Regions from separate parts of the Mus musculus genome. Here region 2 is linked to region 1. Evidence: chromatin loops called from intact Hi-C (ENCODE). Cell type or tissue: heart. All regions are shown on one strand. Links, peaks and the distances in the headings refer to the core of each region. The heading gives the core; the rest is flanking DNA.

Region 1 (5,330 bases), core at 744-4,743:
CGCAAAGGCTTTTGACCTATGCATTTTCAAAAACTTCTGGAAAACACGAAGCTTTTTACAGAGCAAGCCCAGACTAAACGCACGAGAAGGCATGCATCTTTAGGTCAGAACAGATACCATTTTATGTTAGCCTCTATACAAGAAGCAACAGGTACCAAAAGGTCTGTCAAGGACATAGATGGAGTCCCCGATGGAGTCTTTGACGCGCCTTTTCCGATGTGAGGGAAGTGTCATGGTATGTTAGGTTTAGAAAAGCAGACTGGGAAGCCACTCATGATGCAGGGGAATAATTAAGTTCGTTGTATGTTCTTAGGAGAGTATCTATCTCTGTGTGGTGGGATTATGGGTAGTTGTCACCACTTTAGCTATACCTTTCAGGATCCTTAAACCTTCCTATAGAGAGCATTTATCACTTGGTTAAAAAAAGAAAAGATAATCACAAGGTGGTCGACTTTCTCAGTTGACATGTTCTTTAGAAATCATCTTGCTCGCCACTCTCTGTCTTTCCCTGGCTCTGACTGAGAGGAGGGGGCTGGCATGAAAGGTGCACTCTCTTGTCCGGATGGTGGGGACAGGAGCGGGGAGGGAGGGAGAATAAGACCTTCTCTGGTGCCCAGAGCTATAGCAGTTTTCTCCTCAGGGCCTAGAGGTTCCTGGATGTTAGTAAGCTGTCTACACTCCATCCAGTCTTCTGTGTGCAAACTCAGACTTCTCCTCAGGCTGAGAAGAAAAGCAAAGTAAGGAGTAGCTTTGCCTCTGCCAGGTCATTCATGCTCCCCTGAGAGGCTCTCACAGGATGTCCCTTCTCTCCTATCTTCCTAAGGCCCCTACTCCCCTGAAACACCACTGGTGGACATGTAGCATGTTATCTGTAAGGCCTGGCAAGGTAGCCTGGTTCAAGCGAGGCGACAGGGCTGCACAGGCTAAGCTTGGAAGGCTAGCCAGCCAAGAGAGGCCTGTCTGGTTTCTCTGGCCAGCCAACCCCTTCCGTCCTTCTGGGTTTCCTCCATGTGTTAGATGAATGTAATACGATTCGAAGCTGCTCTTGGAGCTGTGTGCCGTGACCTCATCTGCCTCTGCCGTTCCACAGGGGTGAAGTGCTCCCTCCGCGTCCCACAGTGTGGTGTGGAAGGTGCTTGAGTCTTTGTGGGAGCAGCTTGCCAGCTAACCAAGCGCAGTGAGAACTCACGCATTTATTATCAGCATTACTTACAGGCATGGTGTAAAGGAACTTCCTAGACTCCTTAGACCAGTGGTTCTCAGCCCAGTGGGTTGTGACCCCCTTTGGGGGTCAAATGACTCTTTCACAGGGGTCAACTAAGACTGGTCGGAAAGCATGGATATTTACATTATGGTTCATAACAGTGGCAAAATTACAGTTATGAAGTAGCAACAAAAACGTTTTCATGGCTGGGGGATCACATAAGGGACTGGATTAAAAGGTCGAAGCATTAGGAAAGTTGAGAATCACTGTCTTAGAGGAAGGACACCTTAGTTTTGTCCAGTCAGCGCTGTTCTTGAAGTCAAGGCTTCCCAAGAAATGTCTCAGTTCTTCCTTGCTACCCCACCCCCACCCCCCAAATCACAGTGTTTCCAGAAGCATGGAAAACCTCACATTCCATTTTCCCACCTTTAAAGCCGGAATGCCAGTGGTGTGAGATTATTCTTAAATATGGTTTTTGAATTTCTAAAATATAAAACATACAAGCCCAGGGGCACTGTAGTGCCCTAGAAATGACATTTTTAAAAAGTATATTCCAGGTCTGGAGAGATGGCTCATCGGTTAAGAGTGCTCTTCCAGAAGTCCTGAGTTCAAATCCCAGCAACCACATGGTGGCTCACAACCATCTGTAATGGGATCCGATACCCTCTTCTGGTGTGTAGGAAGACAGTGACAGTATATTCACATACATAAAATAAATAAATAAATCTGAAGAAATTAAAAGTATATCCCATGTAATACTTCAGGTATGATTATACTATATGTAAGTATATCCCAGAGAATACATAGGCTATTGGGGAAGTTACCCCTGGGTCATTCTGTTTAACTGGGGGTCTGCATTTGATCAGACAAACCTGTTCTTGAAGCTGAAGAGAAGGAGACAGTGATGCCTGCCATATTTTCTGCACCTGGGCAGGGGTGGGGGTGGGGGGTGGTCCTAACACTTTCCCTTCCAGGCCAGAGGAAGTCATAGTCTTGTTCAGGATGGAGGGACTGAGGTTGCTCTGTTGGGGGTAGAACGCTTGCCCAGGAAGTGAGAGGGGAGGATTGGCAGCTAAGCTTCTGCTTAATGGACATCCTTGAAGACCTTAGCAAACGGTGTCCTGTGGTGCATCTAATACACTAGGCTAGCTCTATGTAAACCTGCCAGCGAAGGTAGGCTGGTTAAGAGGAACTCAGATAGTGACACTAACCCCAGGGAACCCCCTTCAAGGCATGACTATTTGACCAGACCCAAAGGTCAACAGTTTTATTAGACATGGGGACTTTCCTAAAGGTTATTTTTGAAGGGAGGGGGAGGAGGGGGGGGAATGGGGTGGGGGCAAAGGTCACCTAGAGACCTTTCTGTGGGGTGAGGGGAACAGGCGCAGGGGTACGAGCTGACACAGAGCCCTCTTTCTGGTCTCCTGTGTCTCCTCTCAGTGGCTTGCAGTCTCCCTGAACTCACATCCCCTCTCTCACTTAAGTTCCTAGGCTCGATTCCAGCCTGGAGGTGGACAGGTGGCAGGCCCACCACCATCCAGCCTTTGTGTGAATGAAGGCTGCCCAGGCAGGCGCCCTCCAAGCCTCAGGGTGTAATTTTTCCCTTCTCCACTTGTGAATTCCAGGCAGAGAGCTCAGCTGTCATCGGCCTCAGGGAATTTTTTTTTTTTTTTTTTTTTTTTCCAACCAGGACTGAAAACCGGGCCAAGAAAACATGGGTCTGTAGAAGGCATTGTTCCCTGTGAGTCGGATGGCTTTTGCTTTTACTTTGGGCCTCAGGAAATGCTGTCTTTACCTTGAGTTGGAGATGAAAACTTGGACTTTCATTGCCCTAAGAAAACATTACCCCCCCACCCCCCCACCCCCCCAGCCCCTACCTCCCACCCCCGCACCGGTTTCCCAGTGGGCTAGTGTGTACTTAGGAGTTTACTTTCCAAAGTCTCATTTTAACAACAGTAGCTATAAAATCTCGCATCTGATGCCCCTGTATAGATGAAGACACAACACAATGCATTTGTGTGACCCAAGCGTGGAAAACACTCCTCGGTGTGTTCCTGGAAGCTGCAGGTCAGCACACATCTCTTTTGCCCGGAGTTCCCTGAGGCCAGAGCTTCCCGGCTTATTATGCAGATACCAGTGGCTACATTTGAAAGGTTCCCCCATGTCCTGCGAGACTACAGACTTTGGACTCATGAGCTCTCTGTCCTCCTAGGAGAGCTGTAAGATAAGACTATAGAGACAACCAGACTCTCACCCCCCAGCCTTAGGAATTCAGAGTCCTTGCAACCAGCTCTCACTAAACCTTCCGGGGTGGGGGTGGGGAGGACACAAAAGCGACCGCAGGTATAGATGGAGAGTCTGCTTGCCAGGAAAGAAAACAAAGCTAACAATCTTCTGCTGAAAAATGAGTTCATTTAGTATTGAATGGTAAGCTGGTCTTTCCCCAGACTTCTACCACAACGCAGTTCCCAACATGTCAAGCGCTGGAGTCCCAGAGTTCATTTCTAAGCTGTTTTCCAGTCCCCACCCGTCCACCGCCAGGGCTTCCCAAGCTGCGTTGCTGAGTGTCCCACACTCACCCACCACGCTGTCTACTGATTGCTGCCTCTCTTCCTGGCAGGTCTCCACCTTTTTGATTTTGATATTCCCAACCGCCAAGACGGTGCCCACCTAAAGAAGCCCAGAGAACATATACGTGTTGGACCGCAAGTGGGGTCCCTGAAGCTTATTTCTCTGATGAAATTCATTGCAGACTGGAGGGGAAGGGTTATGCTTCTCACATGACTACATGTTGGAACTCACAAACATGCGTGGAACCCATCCCTAGCCTACTAAGGCTGCTAATAAGCTATCTGGAGGCATGGGCTGCCAGCAGTGGGTGGGGCAACAGAAATTTTTCTTCCAGTCCCTACGCAGGGAGTGTGGTTAAATTTAGATGGAATTTTACCTGGGACAGAGTTCAGTGCTGGTTCCTTCCAGATTTCCCTGCTCTGTGTCCCATCCCCCACACCTCCCACCCGCGAACATGGCTGTCTCCATGCTTCATGCTGAAATTCTACTATAGATCTGCAGTCCGGAATTTTTCCTGTTCTCTACACAGAAGTATTGCTTCCCCAGAACAGCTGAGCACAGTTTACTAACTTTTAGGAGGGAAGCGGTCTGTTGGGAGTGCTTCTTGCTACTTTGTTAATGATTGCCAACTATCCCTTCAGCTGCACCCAATCACCTATGCCAGGTGGGTAGGAGTCTTCAGAATAGTTGGTAAGGCTGTGAGATTTAAAGACAGACCTGGATTTGGGTCCTGATTCTACCTCTAATTTACAAGGTCTAGTCATGTGACTTCTTTGAGCCTCATCTGTAAAATAGGAATCATTATAAAGAAAAAATATGTATAATACTTTTGTGACTCTGGTAATACACCCTGTATCAGTCAGAGTGTGAAGGACTTTTCCTTTATGGATTCTTTTTTTTTTTTTTTAATTCAGTACAAACCACAAAGTATACATTTCTAAATATCATAAAGGAGAGTAACATTTCAAGAGATTTGAAATTATGATCGATTCCTTCCTTCCTTCTTCTCAAACTGCTGTGAAGCCAGTATGCGACCTGATGTGAGTGTCTGGTTGTGTGGATGGGAGAGGGAGAGTGGTCTGCCCTAGGATGCGACTTTCAGAGCTAAGTAAGGATGCTGCCCAGTCACCCGCGGCTGAAGATGGATCCCGGGAGTCCGTTCCCTTCTTTAATTCCCGTGTCCACAGCTTCCTCTCTTTCTCTGCCTTGACTTTATGAATCTGCAAGTGGTCCAAGATTCCCCCCACCCTCCCTTTCTTTCCTTTCCTTTTTTTTTTTTTTTTCTCTCCACACAGCTCACAACAGCTGCAGGGTAGTGGGGGTCGGCGGATGGTGGCAGCTGTTTGCACGTATGGGTTCTCTGTCATTTCCCTGTGTAAGGCAGGGGCTGTTTGTATATATCACAAGCCGCCACCTGGCAAGATGTTTGGTTCCATCCATGTTTGAAAGTTTTGCGCATGGGATCATGAATGCAGAGGGTAGGAGGAGCCTTGAGATCTGGGTTCCAGACCCTTGCTGCCTTTCAGTCTTAGTTACTAAGCATCCCACCCCGGTC
Region 2 (5,330 bases), core at 611-4,610, 89 kb after region 1:
TTAACTTCACACAGTGGTGACCAAGCTTCCAACATCAGAACTTTTAGAGGACACACATCTACAGTATTCAGCCCATAGCCTACATGGAGCCATCAAAATAAGGGAGCTGGGGCACCCCTGAGACAGGTAATTCACAGGTAACGGAGTTAACTGTGGAGCGGCTGATTATCAGAACTTGGAACCTTGGACGAGGGTCTCATGGATTGCTAGTGCTGGTCTGAAAGAAACCACAGAGCTTGCATTCGGAGGGTCCTGCAAGCAGGTGGCAAGAATCTAGTATCCATATTCCCAAGATGGTGGTCTAGGGGTTGTTCTGATGTCACCAAGAGCTCAGTAGATGAAGGAACCCGAGCAGCTAGCCCACTGTTCCTGAGGGTGCGTGGCTGGTGTTCTCCTGTGACTCGGTAAAGAGACTAGAGGAGACTGACAGGAGTTGGGAAGAGATACCTATGAGGCTGTGGGCTCCTGGTGGAGACGATCTGCTACACACTGGAAGACAAAAGGAGGTCTTCCCAGTTTTTATCGGTGTTTCTTCTTGGCAAAACCAAACAGGAGCCCGCTGGCATGAGACAGAAAAAGAAGGGCCAGTGAGAAGGCTCAGCAGGCAAAGAGGCTTGCTGCCAAGTCTGATGACTTGAGTTTAACCCTCAGGACCCACACAGTAGAAGGAGAGACTCGATGCCTGCAAGTTGTCCTCTGACTGCCACATACACACTGTAGCACGTATGTGCATGCACAAACACACACACACACACTAAATTATAAGCGTTTCCTTAAATATTTTAAATATATTTCCGCACAGAGCAGAAGCCAAGCTAGAGACGAGAGACAGGTAAAGCCAGTGGAGAGGGGCCCTTCTAGCCTATGTGTATGTATATGGTGTGTGTGTGTGCGCGCGTGTGCGTGCGTGTGTGTGTGTTGTGTGTATGACAGGCTTTCATTATGTAATCCTGGCTGTCCTGAACCAGGCTAGCCTCAAACTCACAGAGATTTATTTGCCTCTACCTCCTGAGTGCTGGGATTAAAAAAATTTGATGGAGATGCTTCTGGCTTCAAGTAGGAAGCCGGGGTGGGAGAGATGGCTCTATGGATAAAGGTGAGTCCAGCAAAAGCCTGATAAACTGATTTCTATCCCACAACCCAGGCAAAGGTGGAAGAGGAGATTCACCTCCACAAAGTTGTCCTCCGGTGGCCATGGGAATGTCCCTCAACATATCACATACATACAGAAAGAAGGGGGGGGGGGAAGGGAGAGAGGGAGAAAGAGAAAGTAGATTTAAAAGAAGAAGGGGCTAGGGAGCTGGCTCAGTAGTTAAAGTGCTTGCCACTCTTCACAGGCCTCAAGTCAGACCCCAGCACCTCCACTGGGCAGCTCACAATAGCCTCTAACTCCAGCTTCAGGGAATCTAATGCTCTCCTCTGGCCTCTAAAGGCCTACACAGTTGTGACAGATACACACATGTGCACAAACTTTAAAAGTTAACTTTTTAAATGAGAAGATGGGGAGAAAGAAGCCATCTTAAACAGTGGGAAAATATATCTTCTCCCGTAAGTGGAACTACAAGGTAGCAATTTCTAGAAAGTTTGACCGTATGATGGGGGCTCATGCTCTTCTCATCTCCTCCCTCTATCCTGGTCCTTGTCTTGTCTCTTAGTTAGGGTTACTGCTGCTGTGAACAGACACCATGACCTAGGCAACTCTATAAAGGACAATTAACTGGGGCTGCCTTACAGGTTCAGAGGTTCAGTCCATTATCATCACGGTGGGAAGCATGGAAGCTTACAGGCAGACATGGTGCTGAAGAAGCTGAGAGTTCTACATCTTGATCCAAAGGCAGCCTGGAGAAGACTGGCTTCCAGGCAGCTAGGAGGAGGGCCTCAAAGCCCACCCCCAAGGTGTCATGCTTCCTCCAACAAGGCCATACCTCCTAATAGTGCAACTCTCTGGGCCTAGCATGTTTAAACCTGTCCAGATATGATGCCAATATCCAGATTTAGTAACATACAGCCTTCCTGCCCCTTATACCTCTCATATTCTTTTTTCTTTTTTAAAAGATACCCTAATGTAATACAAGACGGACTTACATTCCTGCTTCTCCTGCTCCATCTTCTGATTCGGACTAAGATTCTAGGTTTGGGCCATCACACTCAGCTGATGGCCACCTGTCTCTGCATCCAGGTGTCCGATCAAAGAAAGATTTCCCTGGAGCTGCCACTGGTGTTCCAGGTCACAAACTTGTCCCCAAATCAATCACCATTGAGTGGATTGGGAGCACTCTCTTTGGCACATAGCACTAGGATCCATTCTCAGACTGGAGACACTGCACTGGTACCAGGCAGGAGTCTTTCAGAGGCTGAATAATCACCATCCAAGGGTCCTGAAGATGAGTGTGATTCAGTGGTTTTCAATAGAAACTGACTCTCTGCATCCAGTGACTCGCTAAGCACCTCTAAAGGGCTGCCAGAGCATCATGAAGGTCAGGGGCTGGGAAGCTGGAAAGCAAAGGCAGATGTAAAAGAGAACTTGGAGCCTGTGAGGATGTGAGGATGGACAGGAGTCGAGTCAGTGCCTCCACTCCTCCAAAGCTGTCATGAGATCTGTATGCAAGACCTTGTGGACAGTGAAAGTGAACCCAGGCACAGTGAACGCACAAGGCTGGCCACTGCTCTCTAGCAGCCGTGGAAGCCTGCTGGCCAGGCTTGTCCTCCAAACCTCAGGCAGACTTCTCTCCTAGCTCTACTCTCCTGTCTGGCCGAACACCCAGGAAAGGAGACTCTGCAGAGCCACCTTCAGCTCAACCAAGAAGATGCATCACGATGCCACATAACTGTCCCTAAGCAGGCACAACAAGACTGTCTCTGTCCACTGGGCGGGAGGGGGGATTTTTTTTCCTTCATATTGAGATCCTGGTATTAGGAAGGATTTGTGTACTTAAGAAATATACAAAAGTGAGATGTAACCAGACTACATAAATAGAATTCGCCTTCCCGACTCCTTCTCTCCAAAGGAAAACTGGCCCTCTGGGTCTATCATGGGCCAGCCTCTGGCAGAGAACACGAAAGAAAAATAAACTCCACGGAGCGCTCAGCTCCCCTCTGAGTCACCAGCCCACTGTTTGTCCACACCCTCCCTGGAGTTCCCTCGTGCCATTTCCTGTTCTCATTCAGGGAGCCAACATAAGGCACCTACTATGTTCTAGGGAAAAGGACAGGTAAGACTGGCAGAGAATGAAATGTAGCTCCCCTCTAGAGGGACTGACCTCCATCCTTCCGAAATTCCCCTTCTTTCCAGAAACTTCTCAGATGTCGTCCCAGGCACTCTGGCATAGTCCCACAGCCTTGCTCATGTCTCCACGCGGCTGTTAGTGATTATCTACAGTATGTGTGTATATGACATGTCATTTTTGTTTTTTAATGAATGCTTTATTTGTGTTGGTCCCATCTTCCCCCTAGAGCACCAAAGACCTTTGAAGGTTGGGTTTCTGCTGTTTCTTTCTCTGTGCCTAATGACAACGTGCAGTGTGTAAGCCTGTGCTCCAAAGGGAGAGGACCATATGGGGGTTTCCAAAGACAACCAAGAGTCTTTCCACAGTCTTTCTTTCAGCGATGCAGAATGTGCTTTGCATACATTGCTTCCTTGCTCCTCGCCCTGCTGTGAGTGGTCCCTGATACGGCCATCACTATTGTCCCCTTTGTCCCATTCAATGGATGAATGAGTGTTTGAGAAGGTGGTGGCCACAGAACTCCAGCATGAGCCGGGGTGTCCACACCAAGCTCCATGTTTCCCCTGACCTGGGTGTGGTCAAATTGTGGAATAATTACTAGGGATTTAGTCTGTGCTGGGCTCTGAACCACTTCTGGCTTCACGATTCTGGCTTTGGAGGTTGCTACTCTCCTTACTTTTAGTAAGGAAATCAAGGTAACTGGTGGACAGGAGGCATGGGTGGTATGGTATGGTGTATATGCATGCGTATGTGAGGGTATGCGTGTCTGTGTAACATACAGACGTGTAACGCAGAGGTCAGAAGAGAGTGCAGGAACCACCCTCTATGGCTCTCCATCTTATTTGTTGAGACAGGGTGTCTGGCTGGCTGCAGAGCTCACAGCATCCCCCTGTCTCCACCCACTGCAGTTACAGGCAGGCACAGTCAAGCTCAGCCTTTGAGTGGGTGCTGGCGATTTGAACTCAGATTTTCCAGCTTTGACAGCAAGCACTCTGAGCCACTGAGCCATCTCCCAGACCCAAGAAAGCAAAACTGGAACTTAATCTAGCTTGCTCTAAGTCCTCAAATGTATCTTTTTTTTTTAGCTGTCATGTCAATTGTGGTATAAAAGGATGTGAATGAATGAACTTCCAGAATTCACTTTTCCACACCTCCCAGGCTGGCTCTACCGTTACACTGGGATTTAATTTCAGCTCCGTGGAAGGCGGCCAGCAGCAGGAGGAGGAGATAAGGGGGTGGGAGTGAGGGGGTGGGGGGAAATATGAGCAGAATACATGATATGCATGCATGAAGATGTCATAGTGAAAACCTTTATTTTAAACAATGCATACATATGTACATATATAAATATTAATATATAGGAGAATATTTCCATTGTATAAGTCTATGGCCCTGGAAAGGACACTAGGTCATTCTGAGTGTTTCTTCTTTCGGGCCATGGAGCTTAACTGAGCAGACAAAATTCCTATCTGGACTGTACCAGGCATGTTGTAAGGATTAAATAAAAGGGAAAACATGCACAAGCTTTCAACAAGCCCCACATGGAGTGAACACCCTGGAAATATTAACTTTCCCCCTCATAACAGCAGCCGTTTTTATTACTGCCCTGCTTCAGTCAGTCTGGCCCCAGCCTCTCTCGCAGGACCTTCTTCGCTAACATGTTGATGGAGCCGAAAAGGCCAGATTTCTGGGGAGCCTCGGATCCCCTCGGCTTATAACAGAACAGCCCCGGCAGCTGCCTTGTTGAGCCTGTGCGTGCAGCCAGGCTGTGAGGCCGAGGCCTTGCTGATGTCCTGTCCTAGCCAGCCTCCTTCGGCTGCCGCGCACATGTTCCATAAATGGGAATCATTAACCGGGAGGCTCATAAACACTCTCTCCCGACAAGGTTGTGCAGCGCGTGCCGACTGTGTGGCAATCTCTCAGGCAAGCCCCTGAGCCCAGATACAAGGCAGCCATCTGTGCATGTAAAAACCTGTGTGCCCTGAAAAGAAACTTCCAGGAGCCAGGGTCTACTTCCCTAGCTACCTGAACAAACTCTGTTTCTGTTCCCTCCATACAAACCTGGCTAGTTGGTTCATAATAATTAGCAGATAGGCTTTCCCTTCT

Evidence for each region. A loop is a pair of places that touch in the nucleus more often than their neighbours do. Peaks named below come from ENCODE experiments on the same cell type or tissue, not always from the same donor. Only the 100,000 strongest peaks of a DNase experiment are listed, where the experiment ranks them.
Region 2: a loop joins it to region 1, with 2.1 times the contacts of the local background. A loop is called at or near these places in 1 of 42 quality-filtered maps.

What each region holds. Positions count from the first base shown.
Region 1 is chr5:53,468,356-53,473,685 of GRCm38, reverse strand. No RefSeq gene overlaps it. Among named protein-coding and RNA genes, the nearest start is that of Gm40304, 76 kb to the left of the region's middle. In heart, for the core only: a CTCF peak has its summit at 2,798; DNase peaks (open chromatin) are centred at 1,005, 2,735, 3,265, 4,135 and 1 weaker place; H3K4me3 peaks cover 1,421 bases; H3K27ac peaks cover 1,928 bases.
Region 2 is chr5:53,379,479-53,384,808 of GRCm38, reverse strand. No RefSeq gene overlaps it. Among named protein-coding and RNA genes, the nearest start is that of Gm40303, 120 kb to the right of the region's middle. In heart, for the core only: a CTCF peak has its summit at 2,788; DNase peaks (open chromatin) are centred at 2,728 and 3,108; H3K27ac peaks cover 320 bases; H3K27me3 peaks cover 228 bases.